Linked DNA regions of Homo sapiens: region 1 is linked to region 2. The links are chromatin contacts, found by Hi-C or POLR2A ChIA-PET in ENCODE. All regions are on one chromosome and are shown on one strand. Each heading gives the region's core, a stretch centred on a gene start or an enhancer-like site at or near the end of the contact. The rest is flanking DNA. Distances are from core to core; before and after follow the strand shown. Region 1 overlaps IER5L-AS1 (IER5L antisense RNA 1). Region 2 has its middle 46 kb from the start of LINC01503.

Region 1 (4,102 bases), core at 187-2,686, 130 kb after region 2:
AGTGGATAGGTGCTACTGAAGGCATCTTGGGAAAATAGCGGGTAACCAGAAAGGGAGTGGTGCAGGAATGGCGAGGCGGAGGTGGACTGCAGAGATTCCAGAGGTAAAACTGTCAGGATGGCGTGGTCGGCAGAACAATGCCTCCAAAATGTCTGCATCCCAATCCCCGGAACATATGGATCTCCTTCTTATATTTCATGACAGGGGAGAATTAAGGTTGCAGGTGGAATTGAGGTTGCTAATCAGCTGATTTTGCGATGGGGAGATTATTCTGGATTATCTGGGAGGACCAATGTAATCACAAGGTTCTTAAATGTGGAAGAGGGAGGCAGGAGAGTCAGCGTCACAGCGATGCTAGGGAGGAAAGACTCGGAGCTATTGCTGGCTTTGAAGACGGAAGGGGGCCAATGTGGGCGGCCTCTATACTTGGAAAAGGCAAGGAAACCGATTCTCCCTCAAGAGCCTCCAGCAGGAACACTGTCCTGCAGACACCTTGAATTTAGCCCTCTGAGACCATGTCAGATTTCTGACCTATAGAACTGTAAGAGAGTAGATGTGTGTTGTTTTAAGCCACTCAATTTGTAGTGAGTTGTTACAGTAGCAATAGAAAACTGATACAACTGGCGATGGGGATGGGGCTGGGAGAAGGGGCATCAAGGACATCTGGCTTGGGGACTGGAAGGACGGCTATGCCACCAAGCTCGAGAGGCTGCAGGAGGATAAACGCGTGGGATGGGAGTCCACACCTCCTCTGGCTGCCGCACCTGAGGGAGCAGCCCAGCCCAGCAGTGGGCACGGAGCCCAAGGATGGGGGTGCATTCGTCATCACAATCAGGGGTGCAGTCGCTGCTGTAGGATGGATAGGCGAATGGATGCAGGCGAGGTCCCCTACGATGCCTTGGGTCTCATGATTCGAATATCAAAACAACCACACTTATTAAGCTTTCGGTTCTAGAACAAGACAGAGAAACAGAATTTAAACCTCAAGGTCTGAGGTCAATGTGGGGTTAGAAACTCAGGGCCGGGAGGCATAAGCAGAAACCCTGCGGGTTCTCAGATGCCCGCGTACCCGATTCTTCCTGGAGGAAGGGGAGCAGGTGAAATTGACTGGGTTCCTCTCCCACCTCTCTTTCCGTAGCAATTCCTTTTTTCCCTTTCCTTCAAAATAAAAAGGAAGAGGGGGTGCCCTGCTCGCAGGAGAAGCGCGGGGCCCATCCCCGCCCGGGCCACGCGGACCCCTCCGCCCGGCTTCGTTCCCCGCCTCCCCCGGTCCTTTGTCTCGCTCCCGCGCTGCCGCGCACATGGTCCCCTGTCAAATTCTGGGCGGCTCCCGGGGACACGTGTCTGGGAGCCCGCAGCTCCGCCGGCCCGCGTAACCATGGAAACCGCGGCCAATGGGAGGCCGTGTTGCCCGTGGGGGCGGAGCCGAGCGCGCCCGGAGCAGGAGGGGCCGGGAGGGCGTGGGTGGGGCGGGGCCGATACGACAGCAAGCTCGGGGCGGGGCCCGGGTGACCCCGACCCCGGGCGGTCCGCAGTGCGGAGGATGCTCACCGGGCTGACGTCTTACCGCGTATTTTTGACATCTTGACAGCGTTTCCTCGGCACTCCTGGGATTTTCTTTGCCTATGAAGTGCTGAGTGTGATCCCACCAGCAACGCTTACTAGCGATATGCGTTGTGCAAGTGACTGAGCCTTGCTTTGCCTCATCTGATAAATGGGGGAGTTGTCAGGGTCCCGCAAGATATGCGATTAGCCCAGGACTCGCACCCAGAGGTGACCAGTAACAGCAGTGACCCTTACGACAAACGGCCTTTTTCCTGCTCCTATGGAAAGAAGGACCTCATTCGTAAGTGAAGGATCCACCCTCTCAGAGGCTCATTTGCCCAAGCCTGATCCCAGTACCTGCCTCAACGTGCCTGTCGACAAACTGGGAAGATGGTACTGCAGTCCCTCAGGGTCTCATGCAGCATCCAGGCTGCTGAGTTCCCGGAGGTAGACACAGATGAGCATTTCTGGGTGCAGGGGCAGAAAGAAAGTTACAGTGCCAAGAGCTGGGGGCAGGACAGGGTTTGCCTCCCAGCCGGGTCACCCTCACGGGCGTTTTTGCCTCTCTGGGAAAAAGCATCTTGTGAAGCAGTGGAGATGATACCTGCCGACTTCCCACTCCACGTGGAGGAGAATCTGAAATGAGAAAATGGATTCTCAAAAACCTCTGTTTCTAAGTAAGCCTGAGAGAGTTCAATGGAGGCAGAAACAGATGGCTGCACCGAGGGACCGCGTCCCTCTTACCTGGCTTCCCCAGGGCCCAGAGCAGGGCCTGAGACCAACAAATACCCCCTAGCCAGGAGTTTCAATGAGCTGAAATCTGTTTCACTTTTAGGAAGAAGTGGGAAATGCACTCCTTCATTCATTCACTCATTCATTCATTCATTCAACAGTTTTCTGTAAGTCTGCTGTGTGCCAGGCACTGTGCTAGATACCCAGGCTACAACTGTGAACAAAACATTCCTGTCCTGAAAGAGGTCACCGTCTGGCTGGGGAGACAGACGTTAAAGAAATAAACAGGCAAACAAACACGCAGCCACAAATATCCATAAATGCCCTGAAAGGAAAACTCATGAGCCATGAGCACGTAGGAAATAAAAAGGAGCTGGGGGAGGGGCAGGCAGGGCAGGCCTCCCTGAGGAGGTGACCTTTAAGAGGGACCTGAGGACTGAGCCAGAGTTAGCCTGGTGAGGAGTGGAGGAAAAGAATTTCAGGCAAAGGGAACAGCGTGTGGGTGCTCTGAGCCTGGAGGCCAGAAGGAGCTTGGGCATGCGTGCAAGGACAATGTCTGTGTGGTCCAGAAGCCGGCAAGGGAGGCGTCTATGGAAGGCCAGTTAGATAGGGTCACACTAAGGATCTTGATTTTCGAAAATGGCCACAAAATAGGCTCCTGGGGACTTAAACTAAAATACACACCCCTGTTTTTCAAAGTGATTCCCGGGATTGGGCTTATATTCAATCCAGTTTCACTCACCTTCTACCTGTTCCAATCTGAAGGCACTGGACAATCTAGAATCAGAAATGCATTTCATCATACTCTGCACATTGCACTAAGAAAGAAAAGGAAGGCTGAGGCTGGGCATGGTGGCTCACGCCTGTAATCCCAGCACTTTGGGAGGCCGACATGGGCAGATTGCTTGAGCCCAGGAGTTCGAGACCACCCTGGGCAACATAATGGAACCCCATCTCTACAAAAAATACAAAAATTAGCCAGGTATGACCCACAGGTGCATGCCTGTGGGTCCCAGCTACTCAGGAGGCTGCGGTGGGAGGATGGCTTGAGCCCAGGAGCTCGAAGGTGCAGTGAGCCTTGATCACACCACTGCACTCCAGCCTGGGCAACAGAGTGAGTCCGTTTCCATGAGAGAAAGAAAAGAGAAAGAGAGAGAGAGAGAAGGAGGGAGGGAGGGAGGGAAGGAAGGAAGACTTTTAACAGGAAGATTAGAATTAGGGTTGGATCTGGGGTTAGAGTTGAGTTTTCGGTTAGGTTTAGAGTTGGGTTGGGGTTAGAGTTGGTTTTGGTGTTTCGGTTAGGCTTGGGATTGGATTTAGGGTTGAGGTTAGGATTGGAGTTAGCATGGGTTTGGGATTAGGGTTGGCTTTAAGATTGTGGTTGGTATTGGGGCTAGAACTGGGTTTAGATTTGGTTTGGGGGTTAGGGTTGGGATTATAGAGGCTTGAGTTCCACTAAGTATATTTATGTCACTGGCCCCAAACTAAATGATTTTTGTTTAATGAATGAATCACTATGTTTCATTGTGAACCAGCAAGACAAAGTGACCAGCCAAACTCACTTCCCTGGATATTCTGGGTTTTTTCTTTGGATTATTCTAAGAACAGGCTAGGAAAATTTACCTGTGCACTAATTTCATATTCTTCTTTTTAAGGTGGAACTAAAAATGATACCACAGTAGGAAGCAAGAGAGGAATAGTCAGTCTGTGCGTTTCAAACAGGTGACCAAGGAAGGAGAATTGGGGCCCAGCAGACAAGAGCCACGGGATGGGGGTGGAGACAGGTCCCAGGCAGTTGTTACCATAAGGCTGTGGGAAGCAGGAA
Region 2 (3,888 bases), core at 17-2,516:
CGACATGCTTCTGTCTGAGGCTTTTCACTGCTTGGAATGACATCCCACCGCGCTCTGCTTCATCCTCTGAGGGCCCTGAGATGCAGGCCAGGCAGCCTTCTGCCTCAGTTTCACAGAGAAAAAAGTTCAGGCACAGAGAGGCCTAGCAACTTGCACATAATCACACAGCCAGACAGAACTGGCCAGAATTTGAACCCAGCTCTCCAGCCTTCAGACCTGGCCCTCTTTCTATTTCCACCGGATGGTCCTCACAGCAGGGATTGGGGCAGGGAATCGTACCAAGTGAAAGTCAGCCATTGAGGACTGCGGGTGGGTGGAAGGTGAAGAGGCTCCCTGGAGAGAGTGGAGGGACCCCAGGCGAGGGAAGCGTCTGTATAATCCCCACAACTGCCCTGGCCCAACGCATGTCCTTTGCTCTGCCCTAAGTGCCTGGTCCTGTGCTCTGTATTGGTCATCACCTTGAACCCTCAAACATCTTATTCTGAGCCCATCTTACAGCCAAGAAAATGGATGCTCAGAGAGGTTAAGGAATTTGCCTAAGGTCAATTAGTGAGGAATAGAGGTCTCTGGCCTGTTGGAGCCCAGAGCTCGTGCAAAGGCCCTGAGGTAGGGCCCAGGAACAGGGTGTGTAAAAGAACTGTAAGGAGTGGGTGGGGAGGAGGGGAGAAGCTGCGGAGGTCCCTCTCGGTCCCATCCAAACCTCACTTGCTCAAGCAAAAGTTTCAGGGTGTCGCTTCCTGTTCAGTGGAGCAAGGCCCCGTCCATACTGGCCTCGGTTTCCTTGGGATGGGGGAAAGGGGTGGCAGAAAGCGCCCCCTACCCTACCCTACCCCCAGTCCAAGTCAGAAGAAGTAGCTGCAGCTTCCGGGAAGGTTGTCTGGAGACCCAGAAAGAGAGAGAAGTGGGTGGGGACGAGGGGCACCGGTAATGAACGCGGTCTTCTGCCCGCAGCGACGCAGACTGGGCTGTAATCCGGGCCTCCTGGGCCAGCAGGGCCTGGCGGGCCTTCCCCAGCGCAGGTTCCCATGTTCATTTAGGCCCCGCGACGCCCGGCGGGACGCCCTTCCCTTTAGGGACAGGGGCGCGGGGCGGGGTCGCCGGTCGCGCGCGGGCACACGGGCACGCACACACGCGCGCGCACAGACGCTCCCGGAGCCGTCAGAGGAGGCGAAAGGAACCAAGAAGTGAAAGTGAGCAACCTCTAGTGAAAGAAATAGACATGCACAGACAGCTCGGAAACTGACGCGGTGCCAGCGAGCCGGCCTTCCCGGGCGCGCCCGGGTGCGCAGGCAGCGCGTTCCCCAAGCTGGGCGCGCGCTCGGCGGCCACCGAGGAGGGCCTGCCACTCGCTCGCGTCCCCCCAGTTCCTTTTCCTGCTTCTTGCTGCCTCCGCCTCTCAAGCAGCCGGGAGGTCCCCGCGCGAGGCCCCCAGCGGGCGCCCCAGGATCCATCGGGTCCCCCACGATCCTTCACGCCCTGGACCCCGGCAAAGCGCGGCTGGGCCCAGCCTTGAACCCTGGCGGCCGAGGGTCAGAGAGCTCTGGCGTTTGAGTCCTTTCGCCCACCAGGCCCGGGCTACCTGCAGAGTGGAGGCCTTTGCCCTCCCCCGCCTCCCCCGCCACCCGTCTGCACGGACTGTCCCTGCGCTGCGGCTCCCGGGAGCGCCCAGGCCCTGCAGTGGTCACTGCACAGATGACTTTGGCAATAGCCATCTCTTGGAGAAGGAACTTCCAAGTGACAGTCCTGAGAGGCCAACGGCCAGTCGGCTGATGTGAGCAGCGCCTGGCAGCCTCAGAAGGGCTCACCCTGCCCGCCTCCCTGCCCCCACCCTCCCTGCACTAAACCAGCTTTTCCAGCTCTGCAGCCTGGTCAGGTTTCTGGCAGGTGTGGGTTGTTTTCTGCCCCTGGAGCTTGGGTGGGAAAAGAGAGAGGTCTGAGAAGCTGGGTGCCCACCTAGTGCTCTGCCATGCCTGCATCCCCACTCCAGAGGCCCCCCAGGGACTCTCAGTGTGGAAACAGACCCCAACTTAACAGAAAAGGCTGGGATGCCTGTTGGCTGATGAAGTCAGGCCTTTTGGACAGATATCAAGCAGAAGCCATGACTAGTGATAAGGCTCCCCTTCCCTCTGGGTTTCGAGAGCCACAGTTTCGAGAGCTTGGTGGGCAGTAAACAGCCCCAAAGCTTCTCAACAGACACAGAAGGGTGTGGCTTCTTCCCATTGGGAAGCTATTGGTGGGAGGGTTGCCAGACCCTTCCCAGATCTTGTTTCAGCTGGGTGAGCCTGGGGACACTTGGCCACACAGGGTGTCCCCAACTAAGCTAGGATGCAAAAAGAAAATGCCTTGTCCCAGTCATAGCCCAGTGGGAGACAGAGGGGTAAACAATCAAAATGGGGTGTGAGGACAGCTCTGAAGGAGGCCTGAGCCAGGGGGTGTCCCCTGGAGGCACCAGGAGAAGCAGGGAGGGTGCTCTCAGCAAAGGCAGCCACATGGGAGTCTGGGGGGTGCCCAGGAAGCTGCAGACCCCAGAGGCCCCACAGAGCTCTGCAGACTGCCCAGTTGCAGAAAGCCTAGACCCACCATCAAAATCAAAATAGGGGCCGGGCGCCATGGCTCACGCCTGCAACCCCAGCACTTGGGAGGCCAAAGCAGGTGGATCTCTTGAGGTCAGGAGTTTGAAACCAACCTAACCAACATGGTGAAACCCTGTCTCTACTGAAAATACAAAAATTAGCTGGGTGTGGTGGCACACACCTGTAATCTCAGCTATTTAGGAAGCTGAGGCAGGAGAATTCCTTGAACCCAGGAGGCAGAGGCTGCAGTGAGCCGAGATCGCACCACCGCATTCCAGCCTGGGCAACAGAGAAAGACTCCATCTCAAAAAAAAAAAAAAAAAAAAAGACAAAAAAAAAAACCAAAGTGGGGAGCCCTCGGGGACTTGTGCCTCCTTTAATGCTAAAGATGGACAGACTAGGGGTCTGAGAGGTGGTGCCACCTGCCCAAGGTCACCCCACTGGCTAGTTTGGGCTGGGCCCTGGCACACAGTAGGTGCTTACTAATGGGCTGTGAGGACTGGAATCCGGGGAGCCAGAGAGAGGGCCACCGCCCTTCCGCCCCTACCATCCCACAGATCTTTACTGAGAGCCTTCCACTGCGCTGGGAGCTCAGCCACATGCGGAAGACACGAAGAGCCAGGTAAACAGATGGGAGCGCATGGGGAGTAAGGCCCTCCCGGAGGAGGGAGCCCGGGGACAGAGTACCCCAGGCCTATGCAAAGGCCCTGAGGGACAGAACGTGCTGTGTGGCTGAGCAGAGGAGCAGAGGCCAGGAGGGGCATGCAGGCTGCAGAGGGGAATTTGGGTTTGATTTCAAGTGCATGCCTCACACAGGACTGGCGTGGAGAGGGCAGGGGGAGCTGCCATGGGGAACCCAGGCCTGGCTGCAGCAGGCTGGAGAAGCGGCTCTAGGAGGAGCCTTTGCTCTTCAAGCGCCTGCACCTTTCTCGTTTCCCACCTCCACCCATTATCCAGAAACACAATGGCCCAGAGAAGGGGTTGATCTTCTGGCTCCCCCAGGGGCTTTCCCAGCCCCTCCTGAAGTCCCCTGGACGCAGCAAGGCTGAGCCTCATCACCCTCATTTGCCACCACCAGAGGAGGGTCATCGCCATCATCACCGCCGTCACTAGTGTCCCGGCAGTAGCATTTCTTGAGCGCTCGCTCTGTGCCAGGTGCTGGCCCAAGCCCTTCGTGTGCATCCTTTTGACAAAGCAGTGCTGTGAGCACAGGGCTCTTAACCCCATTTTACAGATGAGGAGACTGAGAGAGGCAGGCATCCAGACAAGATTGCATGCTTGACGCCTCCTCCAGGCAGATGCAGGCTCCAGGAGC

The links. Hi-C counts contacts between places; a loop is a spot of excess contacts on that map. ChIA-PET counts read pairs that join two places held with the same protein, here RNA polymerase II (POLR2A). Pooled maps may share reads with other maps.
Region 1: a pooled map shows a loop between it and region 2 (4-fold over the local background). The contact joins two enhancer-like sites. A Hi-C loop is called at or near these places in 5 of 50 pooled maps. POLR2A ChIA-PET finds 5 or more read pairs at or near these places in 6 of 52 experiments (BJ, H1, Panc1 and 3 more).

What each region holds. Positions count from the first base shown.
Region 1 is chr9:129,255,850-129,259,951 of GRCh38, reverse strand. It overlaps IER5L-AS1 (IER5L antisense RNA 1), which reads right to left. Exons shown (of 7, transcript NR_187590.1): 3 at 3,020-3,054; 4 at 2,150-2,181; 5 at 1,568-1,623; 6 at 1,070-1,158; 7 at 1-951. Among named protein-coding and RNA genes, the nearest start is that of IER5L-AS1, 22 kb to the right of the region's middle. RefSeq lists an enhancer at 807-1,345 and a silencer at 1,479-1,528. Within about 2 kb of position 1,436, at least 4 of the 41 ENCODE cell types and tissues checked have a DNase peak (open chromatin) inside an H3K27ac peak, as active enhancers do.
Region 2 is chr9:129,381,074-129,384,961 of GRCh38, reverse strand. No RefSeq gene overlaps it. Among named protein-coding and RNA genes, the nearest start is that of LINC01503, 46 kb to the right of the region's middle. RefSeq lists silencers at 1,016-1,135, 1,286-1,505. Within about 2 kb of position 1,266, at least 34 of the 41 ENCODE cell types and tissues checked have a DNase peak (open chromatin) inside an H3K27ac peak, as active enhancers do.